Linked DNA regions of Homo sapiens: region 1 is linked to region 2. The links are chromatin loops, found by intact Hi-C in ENCODE. Cell type or tissue: mammary epithelial cell. All regions are shown on one strand. Links, peaks and the distances in the headings refer to the core of each region. The heading gives the core; the rest is flanking DNA.

Region 1 (11,007 bases), core at 1,896-9,895, 670 kb before region 2:
ATAAGCTTTGATGAAGTCACTCTGCCACAGCGAGTTTCTCTAATTGGAAGATTTGAAAAGTACTAGCAAGTTCATTTTGCTACAGACGTAAGCTTGCTCTTCAGTGAGCTGAGTCCCATGTCTACTAATTGGTTTCAAATTCAGCAGGGAAGACACGGGGATTAGTTATTGAGTCCCCAAAACCGTGAACATAGAGGACTTTTCCAGGTAAATTTTAAAAACAGAGTCTTTACTCTGGTGTTTAAGCTTTGATCCTGAAAACATATCTGAAATCACATTCCTTGTCATGTGGAGACATCTCTCCTGCAGAAAGAATTAAGCTTCCGGGTGCAGCAGACATGGGTGAGCATTTAAAGGGAAGCTGACATCTACCTAGAAGACAGATCCACTAACATATTCCAGTGCCAGAGAAATGCCATGCTTTGGGCATTTAGAATAGTTCCTACTCTGCCTGGGAGCTCTATACCTTTATCTCCAAAGGAGATGAGCACTCCCTAATTGACACACTCCACCCTCCTGTTCATGGGAGAATCCTATTGGTCACCCAGACTCACAGCTGTGCATTCGATCCATGCTCATCACCGAGGCTAACCCAGTCCTTGATTCCAATCATGAATGGACAAACGTTTTCCAGATATTTAAGGAAAGTGAGGAAGATGCACAAATAGAACTAATTCTGGAGGAGGGAAAAAGAGGATATAATACAGGAAACAGAAAAAAACGTTACCAGAACATACTCTCAGAGTTTAAGAAAGACAAGAGGTTTATAAAATGAGAACAAGCTGTCATAGAGGGGAATAATCAGGGGGCAGACGAAAAAGTCCTTGGACACTAGAAAAGTTACTGCAGAATTGACATCACGCAGTGGACTGACAGTGCCTAGTTCCCTGGGCTGCCCACGGAACTCAGTGTGCCCCCCCTCGCCACCACCACCATCCACCCGACGGCGCGCGCCCCTCCACCCATACGGGTCCCCACAGCCCACTTCCGGTCCCTTCGCAGACCCTGTGGCAACCACCACCGCCTGGTCCCGAGGACCCTGCCCTCCACTGGTCGCCTCCGTCGTCCACCATGTTGTGCTCAGAGGCACCCGCCGCGGCCGCCACTGCCGATGCCGATGCCGCCGCCCGCTTCGGGACCCTAGCGACCACACCGCTTTACCCTGCCTGCTCCTCGCGCCCGCACTGCCCGCCCTGGGCCCGCTGTCGCAGGTGCACCAGAACAACCATCTCAGCTGCGAGGTCGCCATCAACATCAAGGTCACCCTGGAGCTCCACGCCTCCTATGTGTACCTGTCCATGGCCTTCTTCTTCGACCGGGACGACGTGGCCCTGGAGAGCTTCAGCCGCTATTTCTTGCACCAGTGGCACGAGAAGAGGGAGCACGCCCAGGAGCTGATGAGCCTGCAGAACCTGCGCGGTGGCCGCATCTACCTTCGCGACATCAGGAAGCCAGAGTGCCAAGGCTGGGAGAGCGGGCTCCAGGCCATGGACTGCGCCTTCTACCTGGAGAAGAACGTCAACCAGAGCCTCCTGGAGCTGCACCAGCTGGCCAAGGAGAACGACGACCCCACCTCTGTGACTTCCTGGAGAACCACTTCCTGAACCAGCAGGCCAAGACCATCAAAGAGATTGGTGGCTACCTGAGCAACCTGTGCAAGATGGGGGCCCCGGAAGCAGGCCTGGCAGAGTACCTCTTTAACAAGCTCACCCTGGGCCGCAGCCAGAAACACACCAGAGCCCAGACAGGTCCCGCAGCCACGGGGTGCCTTCCCCTGCTCGCGCCACCACGCGGGGCGTCCATGTTGTCCTTTCAGAACATTCTCTTCAGTTTTCTCCTCTCAGTTTTACTGTTGTTGGCAATAAAGTTATCTGTTCTCAAAGCAATAAAGGTGTCCAGCTGATGCATATCTGCAACACTCTCACCTTTTAGGAATCAGGGCACATCCCCATGCAGGTTTAAAGTAGGTATCCAGCAGTCTTTCCATTCAGCCCTGCCCCATCTGCATGCAGCTCAGGATCTGCGGGGGTGGAGGGGAAAGGTATTTTATGGGCCGCTGGAAAATACATTAGTCTTCCCCTTATAAACTTTGAGGGCATGTGGGATTGGATGGGGTGAGGTGGGGTGGGGTAGGGTGGGGTGAGGTGTGGGGTGGGTGAGGTCGGGTGGGGTGTGCAGTCTTGGGCCATGGTATCTGTGGGTGCGTAAACATGGTAAGGTGTAAAGCATGGTATGGAATTCATCCTAGTGGTTGCCGGGTGCTGTGGCTCACGCCTGTAATCCCAGCACATGGGAGGCTGAGGCGGGTGGATCATCTGAGGTCGGGAGTTTGAGACCAGCCTGACCAACATGGAGAAACTCCGTCTCTACTAAAAATACAAAATTAGCCGGGCATGGTGGTGCATGCCTGTAATCCCAGCTACTCGGGAGGCTGAGGCAGGAAAATCGCGTGAATCTGGGACGCGGAGGTTGTGGTGAGGGGAGATCCCGCCATTGCACTCCAGCCTGGACAACAAGAGCGAAACTCCATCTGAAAAAACAAACAAACAAACAAAAAACAAAATATGCAAGTGCTAAGGATTCTTGCTTCTGGGCTTCAAGATGGGGGCTCTCGCGGACAGTATCGCATAGTACCTCTTTGGCAAGCTCACCCTGAGTGACACGGATAATGGGACTGAGCCTTAGGCTGCCTTCCCCACAGATAGGGGGTGATTTCCTGTATATTACCCTTACGAATTCTCCATTCATGGTTTTTCCTTCAATTGTACCATTTCTTCCATTAAAGCTGGTTTAAAAAAAAAAAACAGCTCAAAAGGACTGAAAAACATAAGGTCAAAACTGAAGGTCAAATTTGTGATATTGAATATAAAGTAGAATAAATGCCCCCAAAATGTCAAGGCAGTGACTGCTTTGAAGAATGTAGAGGGGTGGCAGAGAGTTGAAGGTGCAGACCAGGTAGAGCCAGTATAGCTGTTCCAGTTAGGAGACTAGTGCAGCTTCAGCTGTGATGGTGGCTGAGGAAATGAAGAGAGGTCGACCAGTTCCATATGGGTTTTTGACAAGGAGACACAAACTTTGCTCATGGACAGGAGGTGAGGAATGGGAGAGGGGGAATACAATGTAAGTTCTGAAGTTTGGACTTGAACACCTGGATTGATGATGGTGTTATTATCCCCCTGGGGATGGTTGCATGTGTCCCCGGGGTGGAGGAGCGGGGAATGTATGCCATGTAAAATCAGATTTTTATTAGACGTCCAAGTGGAAATGTGAATCAAGGAGCTGCAAAAATGTCACATTTGGAAGTAGACATACGGGGGACTTTTTATAGATGGTATTGAAGTCATGTGATTGGATGAGCTCACCAGAAGGAGACTATAAGGGAGAGTATGAGAAATCTAGTCCAAAGTGCAGGGCAGCTAACATTTAGAAGATGGTTGAGGTGTTTGAACACCCAGAGAGTTGCTGGTCCCACCTTGACCTTTATCTGCCCCAAGTTTATTACCTTATTCCCAATGTCTGCCCCAAGCTTACCTCAAAATCATCCTGTTCCTGAGAAGCTCAGTGTGGCCTCTGGATTCTCCTTTCAAGATATAGAGAAAAGTTCACCTTTTACATTTTCTTCATGGCTCTGGATAGAAAGATATTATTTCCTAGTATAAAGAATATTTCATATGGAAATGATACACTTGTTTCTCTATGTTTTCTTTTTTCTTGTTCCCCTTTAAAAACTCTTCTCCTCTCTCAGTCCACTCTCTATTTGACCGAAGGAAACCTCCATCCATGTAAACTCTAACGTTGCCCATGTCTGAGGAAAAATACTTCAAACATCTATCTTCTGTGCCACAAAAGAAAGTTACAAAGAAATAAGAAACAAAAAAGTCTTCTTTCTTCTGTGGGTTACAAAGGTAAAAGTCAAAAATTTACAGACTCTATGCTTTAGTCAAAGACACATGGGTAGCTTGCATCATTTCAAAGCTAGCAAATTGTTTTGAGCATTGTATTAGTCCATTTTTCAGGCTGCTGATAAAGACATACCAAAGATTGGACAGTTTATAAAAGCAAGAGGTTTATTGAACTTACAGTTCCACATGGCTGGGGAACCCTCACAATCATCGTGGAAGGTGAAAGTCATGTCTCACATGGCGGCAGACAAGAGAAGAGAAGGAGAGCCAAGGGGTTTCCCCTTATCAAACTATCAGATCTTGTGAGACTCATTCACCACCAGTAGGACAGTATGGGAGAAACTGCCCCCATGATTCAATTATCTCCCAATGGGTCCCTTCCACAAAACATGGGAATTATGGGAGTACAATTCAAGATGAGATTTGGGTGGGGACACAGTCAAACCATATAAGCATTTATTAAGATACGAACAAGTTTCGCTGTGCAACAATTGTCTTCCACATTTCCGTATGAGTGCACTGTAACACTTTTCTTAAAAATTAGGATTCTGGCACTTTGAGTTCAGTTTACAGAAAATGCTTTCGCCTTTTTACACATCTTTGTCAAACTTGGTCTTCTCACTGCATCTCTTTCGCTGCCTACTGTAAGGACTTCTGAATTCTCTGACTTTGTCTCAGCTATTACCTATTGAAATATATATGTCCCTTGACCGTTCTCCTGTGGATATGAGAAAGAACGAGCAAGCATTAAGTTTTGAGTGTTTCAAACTTTAAGTTGACTGAGGGGACTTCTTAATTTTTTGTTTTGGAGAGAAAATTTGGTGTAGTGTTTTCTTAACCTCAGATTGCCTGGGTTCAAATCCAATCTTAGCCTCTCATTTTGGGTAAACTTGAGTAATTTGTTCAACTTTTCTGTGCCTCAGTTTCTCCATATGTAATATAGGGATAATAAAAGCATTAACCCCATTGGGTTGTTGAGATTAAATGAGTTAATATATGTAAATCACTTAGAGTAATGCCTGGCACAGTGTATGTTTACAATGTGGTACTCATGATTTATCACCATTATCATCCTCTACTCTTTTAACTTTTATTTAGGTTCAAGAGAACAAGTGCAGGTTTTTATATAGGTAAACTGCTGTCATGGGGGGTTGTTGAATAGATTATTTCATCATCCAGGTACTAAACCGTGTACCCAATAGTTATTTTTTTGTTCCTCTCCCTCTTCCCACCCTCCACACTCAGGTAGGCCCCAGTGTCTGTTGTTTCCTTCTTTGAGTCCACGTGTTCTCATCATTTAGCTCCCAATTATAAGTGAGAACATGTGGTATTTGATTTTCTGTCCTTGCATTAGTTTGATAAAAACAATGGGCTGGAAGCCATCATCCTCTACCCTTATGTTTCTTTGTGGTCTTTATGCTTTGGGAAAATACTTCACTTCTACACGTTGCCACTGGGGGTCTCTCTTGCATGTCTAGTAACCAGTTGCCCTGCATACTGAGAAGGAAAAAACCTTAGAAGATAGTTTGGTTGTCAGGTGTCTCCAGGACTCAGAAGGGTACATGGCTGTTTTCCTTACCCCCCACACCTCAGTCCCAAGACAGGAGGAAGGTTGTCCTGTGACAACTTTCCGTGCTATTCCCCGCCCCCGCCCATTCTATCTCAACCAGCTTTCCCTTGAATTCACTCCTAGAACACTGTTCTTGTTCTTCCCAAACCCAGGTTGCCTGAGTCTCCTGTTTCCATCCTGAACTTCCTCCCACTCTTCAGAGATGGACAAGAGCAACAGGATGAAGTGCTCACCCTGATCCCCACCTTTGTCTGGATGTTTGGAGCTGAAAAGGAGAGGAATGGCTAGGTGGGCACTGGGGGGAGAATGAGAAAAAGAGAACACATTAGGGCCACTGACAACATAAGTAAAATCCACATATCATCATGAGCTTTGGCATAGAGGCTCTCAAGCTTTGCTGCACATCCAAATCACCTGCAGAGCTTTTGAAAATCTCAATGTCCAGGCAGCATCCCAGACCAAATACATAAGCCTCTGGCGCAGGGCCTGGGCATGCCAGGCATTGAAAACCAGCACTAGCATCTGGCTGCTCAAAATATGGTCTGTGGACCAGCAGTATCAATCTAAACTGAGAACTTGCTAGCAATGCAAAATTTCAAGCCACACCCCAGGGCTACGGAATGAGCATCTACATTTTAACAAGACTCTCGGTGATCAATTTGCACACTGGAATTTGAGAAGCACTCTTTAGCACCCTGATTGCCAAATATGGCTGCACCTTGAAATCACCTAGATAACCTGAAAATAATACTAATGCCTGGACTTAATCAATGTGCTCAGCTATGGAGAGTGAGAAAAAATAAAAGGAAAAATAGAAAGACAAATAGATGCTAAAGAAAGGTGAAAAGTTTAGAATATTTGGTAGCTTTAGGTGAATTCAGGGTTGCGGCAAGTTACCATAAACATGGATTGGCAAAGACTTTCTATAAAGAATGAGATAGTAAATGTTTTAGGCTTTGCAGCTACTGCAAAAGACCTCTGTCTCAACTACAAACTCTCCTGCTGGAGTGAAAAAGTAACGACAAACAGTAGGTAATTGAATGGGGTGGCTAGGATGTTTGGGGCTGAAAACATTGAACAATGCCTGACTAGCCTTTTTGACAGATTCTTCATAATCACATATTCATCACGGAGGCTGTTTAAATCAATGTGCTCAGCTATACCCTCATGTCAGTACTAGACCAAATACGATAAAAACTTACTGTAACATCAACAATTACTGACTCAACAATAATTGATCTCTGTCTCACACACACACTAGCTTTTATCTATTTTGTTGTTTATCACAAACTGGTTTGTTGTATAGCATGGGCTGGCAAACTACAGCCAGCAATCCTAATCTGGCCCCCACTTTTTTGGTAAATATAGTTTTATTAGAACACAGCCACCGCATTCAATTACCTACTGCTTGTGGCTACTTTTTCACTCCAGCAGGAGAGTTTGTAGTTGAGACAGAGGTCTTTTGCAGTAGCTGCAAAGCCTAAAACATTTACTATCTCATTCTTTATAGAAAGTCTTTGCCAATCCATGTTTATGGTAACTTGCTGCAACCCTGAATTCACCTAAAGCTACCAAATATTCTAAACTTTTCACCTTTCTTTATGCATCTACGTGTCTTTATATTTTTCCTTTTATTTTTTCTCACTCTCCATTAATATTCTAGAATGATTTGGATATTTGTAATATTTTAGACACATAGGGAACACTCACACTTACTAGAATTTCAATTGTTTCCTTTCAGACTAACATCTTTGTATATTTCAGCAATTCAACCTCTTGCCTTTGTGTCTTCAGTTTAGCCTGTCTCTTGCTGTGCCTTTTTTTAATTGAGGGACATCAGTCATCCTGCTTCTGGAAGCATCAGAGTGGAACAATGCCTGACTAGCCTTTTTGACGGATTCTTCATAATCACGTATTCATCACAGAGGCTGTTTAAAGTGTGCTCGTTTTCAAGTTATTACAATCTATTCCCATCATTTTTCTGTCTGTGAGGCATTTAAATTTTATTAATATGCAAAGCTACTTCCTGGCATGAGGAGAAATAGACTTCTTCCCTTTTATATCTATTTCAAATTTTGTGTTTTATAATGTTGGTTTTGGTTTATAATCTATTGTAATGATATATTAACTGTACCACATGCACCAAGGATATTTATTTTTTTCCCTTGGGATACTTCTCTGTGCATGAGTGTTTTCCTCCCAAATGTTTAATTATTGTATGAAGTATACTGAAAATCAGAAGTTCCAATTTGAAACATGTATTCAGAACTATAAATCAAGAAATTGACTTAAGGTAAACATTTTTAGGAAGGGAGCATTCATGCAGTTATTTCTTTTCAGCCAAATAGCCATTCTTTCCGCAATTTATATTAGGTTCTGTCATGTGTTCCACACGTTATGCTTGACACTAGGAATACAAGGTGACTAGGACACAGATTCTGGTCACAGTCGGACAGACATACAAATAGATGCCTCCAATATATTTCAGTATGATCTACAAAAGAAATAAACACAAAGTGCTATGCGACTCCAGGAGAGAAACGGGATCTAATTCTCACCTGAGGAGTCAGGAAACACCTGCTGTGGAGGTGACATTGACTCTTGAAGGATGAATTGGAGTTCCACAGGTGGAGAAGAGAGAAGAGAGTACTTTAGTTATGCTTCTTTGCTGCATAGGAGCCAACAGAGAGGGAACAGTTACAAACACAAGGTTGTAAGGGGATCTAGTTGATGAGGTGATGTATTTACTAGACACAGAAGGAAGGATACATTGTTTTATATTTTAAGGAACTCCATAAAACCCTCCTCTGAAAGGTCATCACTGACTTACTAGTTAACATCAACACTGGTCTCTTTTCAGCCTTTGCCCTGCTTGATCACTCTGGAGCCATTTAATTGTGTTGGTTAGTCCTTCTTTCCTTGGTTTTCCTGTCCTCTCTTGGTTTGCCAAATATTTATCTATAGAGAACTACATAGATTTAATAATCCTCTTGGATTCTGCTTTTGGCCTCTTCAACTCTTGCTCTGTGTTTATTTCCCCCTGAGCCTAGCCACCCCCAGTGGCCAGTTTCTCTCTCTCTCTCTCTCTCTGTATGTGTGTGTGTGTGTGTGTGCGTGTGTGTGTGTTCTAGATGGCTTATCTTGACCATGACACTTGAACAGCCACCTATGAAACATCTCCCTCTGGGTGTACCCAGAACACTCATACTCAACAAGTCCCACAATTAATTCATTGTCTTTTTCTCAAATACTCACTAGATTTGCCACACCTTCCCCTACACTCACAAGTAACACATTTTATAGTCACCCTAGATTTATGGTTCTTACTCAGCCTGAATATATGTAATATCTCTCCTCTCCATATGCTCTTCTCCCCCTGTATGGGCCTTATCTTTTTCAGGCTATGATGATCTATGATCTAACAATTTTTCTAATCTCTGTACCGGTCAAAGCTCCCTAACCACAAAATTTGACCCTGGCTAGTCAAAGCAGAAAAGAAATTTTTTAAGAAGGATATACCATAACGAACTTGGAAGGCTGTAGGACCAGGCTCAGAAATGGGAAGCATCATGCAAAATGGAGCCTTGTCTGCCATCTGTCTTGTCCTATTTTCTCAAACAGGAATGGTGTTCAGATGTTGAGCTGCCCAAAGTATTAAACATATAATCTAGTTTTTCTAACCCTCTGTTAATAGATGATATTGGTGCTCTTCCCAGATCCACTTGACCAGCAGAATACCCAAATGCTCAGACACTTGTGAGCACTTCAGCTGATGGCTTATGCCTGTGACCTTCTCGGAAGGAATACCCTTGGCTAACTGGGACAGCCAATGGCTCTGTGACACAGAGGTACAAAAGCCTGGACCCTTCCTTTTCTCTCTGCTGTGAGATTTATGCTACAGGATCTGCCTTGTGTGAAGACAAGGTTAGACATTGACCAAGATCACTTATTTCCTTGACTCCTTCCCCTGCCCTATCTTGCACTACGTGTTTCCTCCAGAGCGCATGCCTTTAATAAATCCCTGCCTCAAGCTCCGCTTCCAAGGAACCCAACCTAAGACCCACCCTCAAACAGAGTTGATCACCTTCTCCTTTGTCTTACCTCCATTTATACTACATTTCTTGCTAATGGCACTTGCCACTCTGTATGGCAATTGTTTCTTCATATGCCTGGATCTTTTAATAGGCTGTAGAACACTGGAGTGCAGGAAATGCAGGAATTTTTTCTCTCATTAAGCCCTAGTATATATATAAACAGGAAATTAAAAATAATAAGTTGAACTTAATTGAAAATAAAAGTCAGATCACAGTGGATTAAAGAATGAGTAGAAGTGAGGTAGTGGAACTAGTTATTATAGTGCAAGGTTATTCTTTCCAATGTCCAAATGTTCCTTGGAATATTATTATTGGCCTACCTGTTTTATCCACCAACTAGATTGTGGATAACTGAACAAAAATACATTTTTAGTAATTAGTCTTTACTCAGAAGGATTTTTTACAAGACATAAAGTTCATGCAATCTGGTTAATTTCCCAAATGAGTCACATATATTCTTTCTTTCTTTGTTAGCTTTGTTATTACTTACTCAGGAAGGGGTCGCTTTTGAAATTTGTGACTTAGCAATTTCTTCCACTTCAATGTCAAAAATAACACTGCATGGCCAAGGCTAGGGATTTCATACATTTCTTTAGCATTTTTGAAGCCTACATTCCTTATCACTCTAGAGACATTATGTAAAATTATTTCATATTTGACAAATGATTCCAGTTTGATTATCATTTTGCCTCATCTATAGAAGTCTGTGTGTGGTGGATGTTGGACAGTCTAATAATTTACTGAACATTTGCTGTATACAAAATACTATGCTATCAATTGTTGGGGGCTAGCAGGTTGACAAGTAATATAAATAGTCTCTATGCTGAAGAAGATTGAGCTAGCTAGAATTGTGGCATAGCTTAGAATAATCTACAGAGGACCTCATCAATCAATTTCAAATTAATTAATAATTGATGCTGAGCCTGTAAGGACCAAGAGGGTACAGCATGAGGGGATGATTAGCAAGAACTAGGTCAATAAACAAAAGAAGTTTTCTGGAGAGAAGTTTGCTTAAAATGTGTTGATGAACCTCAATTTAAAAGACACTTTCTTAATATTCCTGTCTAGCCAATGCCCTCCTTCTTGTCTCTACCCTAGAATTCCCAAGACATGGACAAGAATTCATAGAATTCTGACTATGCCATAATCAAACACTGGAAGGAATTGAGTAGGTGGTGACTAGTCTATATTTTAAGTTGAGAGTCTCACTGGGCTGCCACTTGGTGTGATGCCATTGGCCCAAGTTCTGACCCTCATATTTATAAAACCACAGGTTTGACTTTCTCAGTGAACCCAAAGGTGAACAGCTTCTCCGTGAGTGATCAGCAGACTTTTTCTATAAAGTATAAATATTTTACAATCTACAGGCCATATTGTCTTTGTCACAACTATTTAACTCTGCTGTTGTGGTGTGAAAGTAGCCACAGACTATATGTAGATG
Region 2 (11,007 bases), core at 2,039-10,038:
ATTGGGTAAACCAGCTGTGAGACAGCTGGGACACAAGAAACGTATGCCATCAATTTCCATATATTACATCTCCAAAATGTTTTATTCCAGAATTTCATTTGTGTTAATAAATCTCCACCTATTCTACTCTGTAGAAAACAAAAAATAAGTGAGCAAAAAATAAAATATATTTATTTAAAAATATTTTTTCCTTGATAGATAATTAGAACTTAAATGTGTTGTCTGGTCACTTTATTACAATCCGTTCCACAGGGCAAAAAGGAAAGTTTGTACATTGTCTTTTGTTAAAGTAATTAAATGGATACTCTCTGAATGTCAAAAGACCTTTGCTGGTTTTTCATTGTCCGTGGTTTTTAAAGTATCTTTAATTTGTTTTCTTCCTGTTTTGGCCTAGGAAGAAGTGTTGGTCTAAAGGAGAGATCATGTGTCTACTCAAAATCTGGTCTTTACATGAGGACTTGTTGTGATTCCAACTGTTCATTGTTCTATCTAAATGCCAACATAACCAAAAATAACTAAAAATGGAAAGAAAGAAAAATATCCCCCGAAAACAATAGTGGTTACATTCTAAGGTTTATTTTCTTCCAGATCAATGGAGGTTGTGGCTCTTCAAAGACTTTTTACCCTCCTGCAATTTGCAGTATTTTTTTTCCTCCTACATTGACTTATTTTTATCTATATCTGTTTCTGAAATAACTATGAATTTCAGCTCATTGCCAGAGTATGGTCTGTGTAAGAGAATTAATTTTAACTTGTGGCACCTTCAAATTAGCCAGACCACAGAACTGACCACCTCAGAGTCCAAAGTAAGCCCAGTCTTCTCTCTTCCCTCACAGTCTAGAAGAGAACTGGGACAACTTTCTCACCACTCAGTACAGCTCTGGCCAAGACTGTTGAAGGTTGTGTGGAAATCTGGGAACTACTTAGCCACTATGTGTCACCTCCTAAAATAGGTTGAAGTTCTGAGTTACGCTCAAGGACCCCCTACCCCTGTCAACACAAAAACAAATTTATTAAACTATTTTAATACATTTAAAGCCAAAAAAGTAAATAATACCCCTGGAGTAAAATTCACTGGGGACAAACCTCAGCTTGTCTGTCGCGAAAATCAAAGAAAGAATTGCCTGCTTGCTTTGCCCATTTCTCTCTTTTTTCCTGGGAGCTCTAGGCTCTCTTGTGGATCGCTGTACCCCTTTTTGTCATCCCTAACTAATTGCATGTACAATCCTCCTTCTCCCAAATATGCCTGAACCTTGTTCTGACAAACTGTAATATGAATCTCCTGAATTTGGGGTTCATTCTCTCTTCCTCTGGGAAGGTTCCAGGCGCATCTGGTCCAGCTTAAGACATGCTGTTGGTTTTTGAGAACAATCAGCATTTTCTTTCCATTGTTGCACACAATCTGGAAATTTAAACAGTATGATCCCTAGAGTACTCTGCCAAAGCTTGCTTAGCAGAAAGATTTTTGAGCTTCTCTCCTCCCACCATCACCTCTGCCCCTTCCAATATGAGGGAGTAGATTCAATTTTCTTTTTGGTTTGTTTTGAAGAGCTATGCACATAGCTAATCACAGGGAGGATATTGAAAGCAACATCTGTGAGGTGCCCCCTGTGGGCAGTGTTACTGGCACTTAGTGAATAAAATCCAAGGATGCTGCTAAACATCCTGCAAACAAAAAAAACAGGGCTCCACAACAAAGAATTATTTGGCCCCAAATGTCCATCATGCTGAGGTTCAGAAACTTTGCCCTAAAGCATCGTTTAGCAGAATCCTAGGACCCACCGCAGACCTGCTGAATTTAAATCTGCATTTTTCCCAAGGTCCCTAGAGGACTTCGCTGCACAGTAAAGTTTGAGAAGCAGTGCCTTAGATCAGTAGCTCTCTATTTGAGTGCCTCACAATCCCTGGAATGCTCATTAAAAAACAAAATGCTGTGCCTGACCCCTAAAGTTTCTGACTCAGCAGGTGGTGGGGGTGGGTTGGTAAAAATTTGCATTCTTAGACCAGGAGATGCTACTGCTGCTTCTGCTCCCAGGACCACACCATGGGAACCACTCACTGCCCAACAAACCCAGAGTAAGGCAAAATATCCAAATCCCTTCCAGCTGAACAAATTGAGTGCTTGCTGACCACCAGAGTCAATGACAAAGAAGCTACATTGGGGCTGAAAGACACATAGATGTTCTCTACTGGACTGTCCCTATAGTGTCAATAACTTTGCTCAGGCCCCCGAACTAAAATCAGCAGGAGTATGCCACATCTCTGCCAGCCTGTAGTTGCCTCAATAGCAAACCAAGAAAAAGACAAAAGTCAGATGGAAGCCATCAGCTACGAAGTCAGCTCCAGGATAGACACTGAGGTTAGATCTAGGGCTGAGCCAGAGAACCAGTGATGCTACTGAGAGCAAAGTTGCATGCTTAGGCCTTACAGGAGGAATAGTGATGCTCCCTTTACAATCCACGATGTGAACACCCCCTGCTCCTCCCAAAGCAAGTGCCTCCTAAGGGCTGTGGCATTTTCTTACCCACACAGGAGGCTGGCCGGCCGCTCCAGGCCTTGTTGTCCATACATGTGACGGTCCGCTCCCCTTTCAACGTGTATCCTGGTGAACAATAATACTCACACCGGGAGTTAAAGTAGGCACCATCTACACACTTAAACCCTCCATTTGCTGGCATGGCAAGGGTAGGACATCGCTTTTCTGAAAATGAGAAAATCAGATATTCAGCATTTCTTAGTTTTTGTCTATAGAGTTTCATTTCAGAGTCTAGAAACTCTGAAAGCATGAGGTGAAAAGTTAATTTAAATATAAGAAGGCCAGGCGCAGTGGCTCACTCCTGTAATCCCAGCACTTTGGGAGGTCGAGGCAGGTGGATCACCTGACTTCGGGAGTTCGAGACCAGCCTGACCAACATGGAGAAACCCCATCTCTACTAAAAGTACAAAATTAGCCAGGCGTGGTGGCGCATGCCTGTAATCCCAGCTACTCGGGAGGCTACGGCAGGAGGATCGCTTGAACCCAGGAGGCAGAGGTTGCGGCGAGCTGAGATTGCGCCATTGCGCTCCAGCCTGGGCAACAAGAACACGACTTTGTATAAATAAATAAAACAAATGGAATTTAAGAAACAATGGATGGTTTTATGTCACACAGAAGACACAAAGTTTCCTGTCACACTGGCTTGGGTTGGCAACCCAGCTAAGCCACTATCTTAGGTTGAGCTCCCCAGAAGCAGATTCTGAGATACGGATTTATGTGCATGAGGTTTAGTAAGAAAGTGCTCCCAGGGAGACTAGTGAGGGGGTGAGGAAAGCAGAACAGGGAAGGGGAGAAATCCAGGCAAGATGAGATCTCAGGCAAAGTCAGCAGCAGCCTGATCCCATAGGGAAGCTCTGGAGTGTGAATGACAGCTCATTCTGTCCTGCCCCCAGGCAAGGAAGCTGGGCTTTCATAATTCTTTATCAGTCAGTCATTGGGCAGCTACAGGCTGCTCACAGGAGATGCTTTCTCTTGTGAAAAGAGAACGAGAGTGAGAGAGTGAGAGAGAGAGAGAGCGAGTGGGATCAGTCCTCTGAAGGAGCAGTCTTCTGAATAAGGTTGAAGTTCCAAGTCTTTAAGAGCAAAGTACTCAGAAGCTGGGTACTGGATACATACAACTAGTAAAAGGCATCGAGGAGATCTGGGTAGAGCAGATTGTCCACTACAGTCACCCAGTTGCAGAGTCTGCATAGTCTCGATGACATGGCTGCAGCCTTGAAACCTCAGTTTCCCTGACAATGAAGTTAACATAATGGCACCCATATTGATAGTGTTACTGTAAAAATCAAATGTATGTGAAATTCTTGGCAAACCATAAGCGCTCAAAAAGTGGTGGCTGTTTTGAATACCAAAGACATCTAAAATGTGCTTCAACAATGCTGTACCACTTGCAATTTTCCAAATGAGGTATGACTTGTCATGAAGCTAAAAGCCAGCCCCTGAAATGCTGCTCCTCTAAGCTTCTCCCTTGAGGCACACTCACTTTCATAAATAAGCATCACTTCTTCTGTGACTCTTTCCTGCCTCCCTAAGCCCCACTCCTTGGGAGAACACTTTTTTTTTCTTTTTTTTTAAGAGATGGAGTCTTGCTCTGTCACCCAGGTTGGAGTGCAGTGGCACAATCTCGGCTCACTACAACCTCCGCCTCCCGGGTTCTAGCAATTCTCCTGCCTCAGCCTCCTGAGTAGCTGGGATTACAGATGCACGCTGCCACACCCAGCTAATTTTTTGTATTTTAGTAGAGATGGGGTTTCACCGTGTTGCTCAGGCTGGTGTCGAACTCCTGAGCTCAGGCAACCCACCCGCCTCGGCCTCCCAAAGTGCTGGGATTACAGGCATGAGCCACTGCGCCCAGCCAGGAGAACTCTTCTTTAATCTGCTACCATATGTCCCTGACTTTGTACCCTTCTTGTACTTATCTCCCAGTTGACACCTCTGCCTTACTAAAGCCTCTTCATGGCAGGACCCATGTGCGTCTTATTTGTTTCTAAATCCCCAACACCTCTTCAGGATCCAGCACTAACTGAACAAATGTAACTCATTTTCTGAACAATGATCTTCTCTCCCCTTTTCTCAAACAGCTGATCATATCATTCTCTCTGAGAGGAGCCAACTCACTTCCACCATATCTTAGAATCCCCCTGGTGTCCCCCTGATCATAAGGAGAATTTTTCTCATCAATATTCAGTGAAAATCCTCAATCTCAGAGCAAAAGAACTTTGGCTCTGGTCATCCCTGAGGACCCAACACAGAGCTGGCCTACTCACGTTTGCAGATGACCTTGTCAGACCATCGTTTGTTTGACTGGCAGATCAGTAGGGAAGAGCCATGCAGCTCGTAGCCCTTCTGGCAGCGAATGTCGCACCTGGTTCCCAGGGCTGTTTTGTAGTATCCTCCTTGAGGGGCCCTGCAGTACACATCCCCATACTTCACCTTGATGGGGGAGCACCACGGGGTATCTACAAGTAGCAGAAACAAAAGAGGAGATAAATATGAAATGACACTTTCAGAAAATGTGTCCCCTTACTCTTACTGTCCCAGGCTGGCTACATTCCAAATTTTGGACCTTCAATTAGTGCCCCATGTTTTCTTAGGTGTCTCCGGGTAGGGAGGTTATGATCATGGGACTAAGTGTCAGATATATCTGAACATGAATCTGAGTTCCTCTATAACTGACTGTGTGATCTTAGACAAGTTAGCTAACCTCTCTGAGTCAATATCTATACTTATGCCATAGTGCTGTTACAAGGACGAAATAAAAATTGCATATCAAGCATCTAGCACAGTACCTAGCATATATGTTCAATAAATGCTTGTTCTTTTTAGTATTTCCCTTAACTAGATACATAAGATTTTTTATTTTTATTTTTTAGATAATTCTTTCAAGGGCAACTGATGTCATACATAGCGGTAGGGATTCAATAATTGGTTAATTTGGATTTCGTCTGAGCCGTATGCACATTCTCTCTAAAATGTTGTAATACTGGCATTAATCTAAATGATGCTACAATTTCCAGGTGTTTGTAACAAGATATAAATTTCGCTTAAAGTCACAGAACAATTGCTCTCCATAGAGAAGTGTCCCCAGTTATGCCCCATTTACGTAACAGGGTGACACCCTCCCCAGATGGCAAAGTTGCAGGTGTTTTGATTTTGGTCTCATAGTTGCCCAAAGCACAGCTGGGATGAAATGAATAAATCAGAACCTCCCTGCTGTGCTTTTGAAATGTTCTCTTTGAGATCCATAAAATATAAGGGCAACACTAGCTCCTTGGTGGATAAGTTCCTACAGCAGCCACTGCCCCATTGTCCCACAATTGATGGGGAACAGTGAGGAGTTCCCTAAAGCCTGCCGGGCTCTCAATGCCATGAATAGGAGCCACTTCCCTGCAACTGCCTGGCTCATCACTCCAACCCAGCACCTGAGCTGTCAGTGAGTGAGGTAAGACCGCCATCATGTGGCCAGGAAGGAGGACAGACCCTGTTTTACTTTCCCAGGAATTCTCTTCTGAGGATATGCCTCCAACTGCTTCTCAGTTACAAAAACCAACAGTTCTGGCCACGTCTTATGCATAGACCACTGTTTTAGTTTTGCCTTCACATTTCCTTCAGCTAATACTTTCTCTTTTTTTTTTCTTTTTTAGAAACAGGGTCTCACTCTGTCACCCAGGCTGGAGTGTAGTGGCATGATCATTGCTCACTGCAGTCTCGGCCTCCTAGGCTCAAGTGATCCTCCTGTCTCAGCTTCCCAAGTAGCTGGAACTACAGGCACGCACCACCGTCCCTGGTCTGGCTAATACTTTCGTCATATCATGTTTTGCAGACAGCTGCAAGTGAGCCCTAAACTCAAGACTCAAGTAATCTTCCCTGGACTTTCTAGGTAAAGGTGATGTCCTAAAGGCTTAACCTAGAGCTGATTAAATTTAACCATGTGGATATAAACGTGTAGGAGCTCACACAAGGCCTAAAGAACTTCCTTGAATAAATTTTCCTTCCTCTAAGGGTTTTAATATAATCTGTATGTACTACATATATTTGTGATATACAGTACTCCCCCTTTGCCCACGGGGGATATTGGATGCCTGAAGCCTTGGATAGTACCTAACGCTATATATACTGTTTGTTTCTTACACAAACATACCTATGATGAAGTTTAATTTATAAATTAGGCATGATAAAAGATTAACAACAACTAATAATAATATAGAACAATTATAACAATATACTGTAATGAAAGTTAGGTGAATGTACTGTCTCTCTCTCAAAATATCTAATATTTTGGGGCTGCGGTTGACTGAAGGTAAATGGAACCTTGGAAAGTGAAACCGCAGATAAGGGGGAACTAATGTATGTATATATATGACCTGCATACTCATACATCACAAACTCACTCAATTAATATGAATATATGATGGTATTCCAAGCAAAAGAATCAAAAGCCATGCTTGCCACATACCAGGAGCACCGTAAATGTTGGTTACATTTAATTTTCTTTCTTATTTTACTTTAATTCAAAAACACTTACTCTGTGCTGGACATTGTGCAGGGGCCTCAGGATCTAAAACTAAACCCTCACTTAATAATGGCTTGTCTCTAGCTTTTAAAATTAAAAAAACTTGGCCAGGTGCAGTGGCTCACGCCTGTAATCCCAGCACTTTGGGAGGCCAAGGTGGGTGGATCACCTGAGGTTAGGAGTTCGAGACCAGCCTGGCCAACATAGTGAAACCCCTGTCTGTACTAAAAATGCAACATTAGCTGGGTGTGGTGGCGTGTGCCTGTAGTCCCAGCTACCTGGGAGGCTAAGATAGGAGAATCGCTTGAACCTGGGAGGCGGATGTTACAGTGAGCCAAGATCACGCCACTGCACTACAGCCTGGGTGACAGGGTGAGACTCCATCTCAAAAAATAATAATAAAAATAAATAAAACTTAAATTTTATTGTATGAAGCGCACAACATGATGCTTTGATATACTTATACATACTGAAATGATTGCTACCAGTAAGCAATTTAACTGACAATAGAAACAATGCCCTAAGAAAATTTATTCTTAAACATTCAGGGTAAGTTCTAGGGCAAGCACACATTTTGGCCATCTGGTCTACCTGTCACATTTGCAATGCTGTGAGGTGAAGATGGATGTGAAGAACAAGGACCTGAGGGCACTAGGCAACCCCTGCTGTAGATGTGAAGGGTCATCTGTGCATGCATGTGTTTTAGGAAGATTTTTCAACAAGGGACTCAAAGAAAAAAAAATCTAAACCCATAAATAGTTAAGAAGTTTTGCGAATTAGAACCTTTCCTTACCCCAAGCATCTGATTAACGTATTTGTGCTTTGCTTGATTGGTTAATTCCTGAGGCTATGGAGATAGAAACTATAGGTAGGAATGAGTATTTGCATTCAGATCTCACAAAAAAATGTGGTATGTGATGGGAAGCACACCTGCACATAAGCACCAGGCACCAGTCATTATATTGGAAATATTGTTCACTTGTGTAGAAAACAACTGAAGGACATCTCCAGTCAAAAGTTGTCCAGTCCTACCCTGATTCTCCTGTATCTGAGACACATCACAACAAACAAGGGCCATGTCCTCATCCCAGGAATTAGGACAAATTTCCAGGGCAAAATGCCGCAGTGAAACTTTGTTAACCATTTTTTTTTTTTTTTCAAATTCTTCCTCCACTGTAAGAGGAACTAGATTCAGAGAGAAAGCATCTCTAAATTTACCTTCATTTCTCCCAGGTTTCCCTAAGCTTCAGAGAAATGTTTCACCAGTAGAAATATTTGTGGACATACTTACCTGAGTCTGGACAGAAGGTTCTTGTTTAGGCTTTTTATACGTGCTGGGGAGTGGATTGCTGGGAATATGTAGAGATGGAGTTCTTTATCATTAAGTTTCATTTGAGCAACATACTTTAACATACCGTTTCAGAAGCCATGCTGGGCTCAGAAAGAGCACGATGAAATGAGCTTATGAAAATCAAGTTTTCTCCTTCCCCATTCATCTTAGTACATTATCAGCACTTGGTCCAGATTTGACCTTAGGTGGTTTACTCTGGATGATTCTGGCTGTAATGTATGAATTAGGCTTGATTTTCACTTTCATCAGCTACAGCTGCCTTTGCAGAAGTGAGGACAGTAAAGAAACTTATGAGAATAAAATGACCATTGGGATGCTGAAAGACAGCATTTCAGAGATTTCCAATGCATTTTGCTTTATTTCCTTTTTTAAAAAAGGGAGTATATATATATATTTTTTTTTCCTTGATAGATAATTAGAACTTAAATGTGTTGTCTGGTCACTTTATTACAATCTGTTTCACAAGGCAAAAAGGAAAGTTCTCCTGGCACCAGCAGGTCCTCATTAGCACATAAGCAAAGCATTCACCTTTATATCTAGGGTGTGAATACCCGACTTCATCGTCTTCTAGTGGTGAGTCTCCCGATCCTACAATAAAAAAGAACAGAAACTGCAGCAAGAAAAGCCACATAGTATGGACGCATATTTCAAAGCATTCCTTTGCCACAGACCATGCAGGAGGTGCTATTAGAATGCAGAGCCAAGAGCAAAAGCTTCTGTGGCCATTCATGAAGGAACAAACAGGAGATCTCTCAGAGTGAAACCGGCTGAGCTGAGATTGCCAAAAACCAAGCAAAATGAGCCTCAAACTGTTTTGGAATCACCATATGCCAAGTGAAATTCTGGAATAGGGAAACAGAGAGAGTCAACTTCACTCTGAGAAGATGCCAATGTATATGAATCTCATGCCAGGGGAGATGCAATAAAATGTGTGCATCAGACACAGTCCACAGTTTCCCCAGCAGTCAAAGAAAACCCAGTAGAACTGGGTGTTTATGGTACCTGAAAACAGGTCCATCTTGTGAAATAAATTTAAATGCAAGATAAGGAGGTAAATCAAATGTCTTATCTTGACAAAAGAAACACAAAGTTGCTTCTATATACAGCATTTGTAGGAAATGAAGGCTGAAATAGACTATCTGTGTGCTTATTTAGAACCTCTCATGAACGTATGGCTCAAGTAAAATTTCTTTTTTTTTTTTTTTTTTTGAGACGGAGTCTCACTCTGTTGCTAGGCTGGAGTGCAATGGTGTGATTTTGGCTCACCGCAACCTCCGCCTCTTGGGTTCAAGGGATTCTCCTGCCTCGGCCTCCTGAATAGCTGGAATTACAGGCATGTGCCACCATGCCTGGCTAATTTTGTATTTTTAGTAGAGACGGGATTTCTCCATGTTGGTCAGGCTGGTCGCGAACTCCCGACCTCAGATGATCTGCCCGCCTCGGCCTCACAAAGTGCTGGGATTACAGGCGTGAGCCACCGTGCCCAGCCAGTAAAATTTCTTAATGAGCGTTGCTACCAATAAAAACCACGGCCTCAGAGAGAACGTCTGTGTATTATTTTAATTTAACTCATTTGCAAGCTGGAGCTGAATGGTTTTTAAAATATTAAATATTGAATTCCAGTGAGCAGTAAATCCTTAATCCTTGAAGTGGTAGCAGATGCCAAACTTCAAAACTGTAATCTTAAATTCAGAGAACTTCCCTCCAGACTTCACAGTCTAATTAATGACTCGAGTTAGCTCTGTCTTGGTCACGCATTTAGTTGTAGTTACTTGCCACCATAACAGACAAGAACATCCTCCACTGTGAGGTTATTCAAATCCCCATGCAGCTAATGAGTAATGGTCCCTGTTCCACTTGTGTTCTGGATGAGAGATGTAGAGTGTGGAAACTGAAAGTGGAGAGGAGATGAGGGCTGGACTGTGTTCATTAGGAAAAGACCCGCAACTACAGAAGCCCAATTCTGTATTTTCCTTTGCTGCAGATTTCCTCACCTTGTCTCTGCACACCCAGATGTGTACAAAATTACAAACTATTCATCATTGCATATAAAAAAATGAGCACTGGAACCAGACACAGTGGCTCATGCCTGTAATCTCAGAAACTAGGGAGGCTGAGTGGGAGAATTACTTGAGCCCAGGAGTTCAAAAAACAGCCTGGATAACATAGTGAGAACCCATCTCAAAAACAAAACAAAACAAAAAACAATGAAAACCAGGAAACCTACCTAACAACATGAATCAAAGGCCTATGCTCAAACCCTTTGATCAAGTCATTCCACTTCTAGGAATCTACCCAAGGAAACAGTTGAACTGCATGTCTGCATGTGAACCTTCAATCATCCAAATTAAAAAAAAATCCAGATACATGAGCAGCAAGCTTTCTCCCCCCGCCCAGCCCTCCAACACACATATACACACATACATATATTTTGCCCTCGGTTGTCATCCTGGTTAACTTGTCTACAGTATTTACAGCATTTAGTATGAATGACTACCCATTCATTTCATGAAGCTCTCTTCTGCAGTGGCTTCCAAATGACAACAGTTTCCCGATTTTCTTCCTCCTTTCTAAACAGACTCTCTGGACAGCACATCTAGATCAGCC

Evidence for each region. A loop is a pair of places that touch in the nucleus more often than their neighbours do. Peaks named below come from ENCODE experiments on the same cell type or tissue, not always from the same donor. Only the 100,000 strongest peaks of a DNase experiment are listed, where the experiment ranks them.
Region 1: it touches region 2 in a loop (16-fold over the local background); 9 of 110 quality-filtered maps call a loop at or near these places.

Annotation. Positions count from the first base shown.
Region 1 is chrX:37,504,129-37,515,135 of GRCh38, forward strand. It overlaps the pseudogene FTH1P27. Among named protein-coding and RNA genes, the nearest start is that of LANCL3, 62 kb to the right of the region's middle. In mammary epithelial cell, for the core only: a CTCF peak has its summit at 5,362 (motif pointing right); no DNase peak of the experiment used is centred there.
Region 2 is chrX:38,169,357-38,180,363 of GRCh38, forward strand. It overlaps SRPX (sushi repeat containing protein X-linked), which reads right to left. Exons shown (of 10, transcript NM_006307.5): 2 at 8,929-8,988; 3 at 4,804-4,995; 4 at 2,525-2,701. Among named protein-coding and RNA genes, the nearest start is that of SRPX, 46 kb to the right of the region's middle. In mammary epithelial cell, for the core only: a CTCF peak has its summit at 5,997 (motif pointing left); no DNase peak of the experiment used is centred there.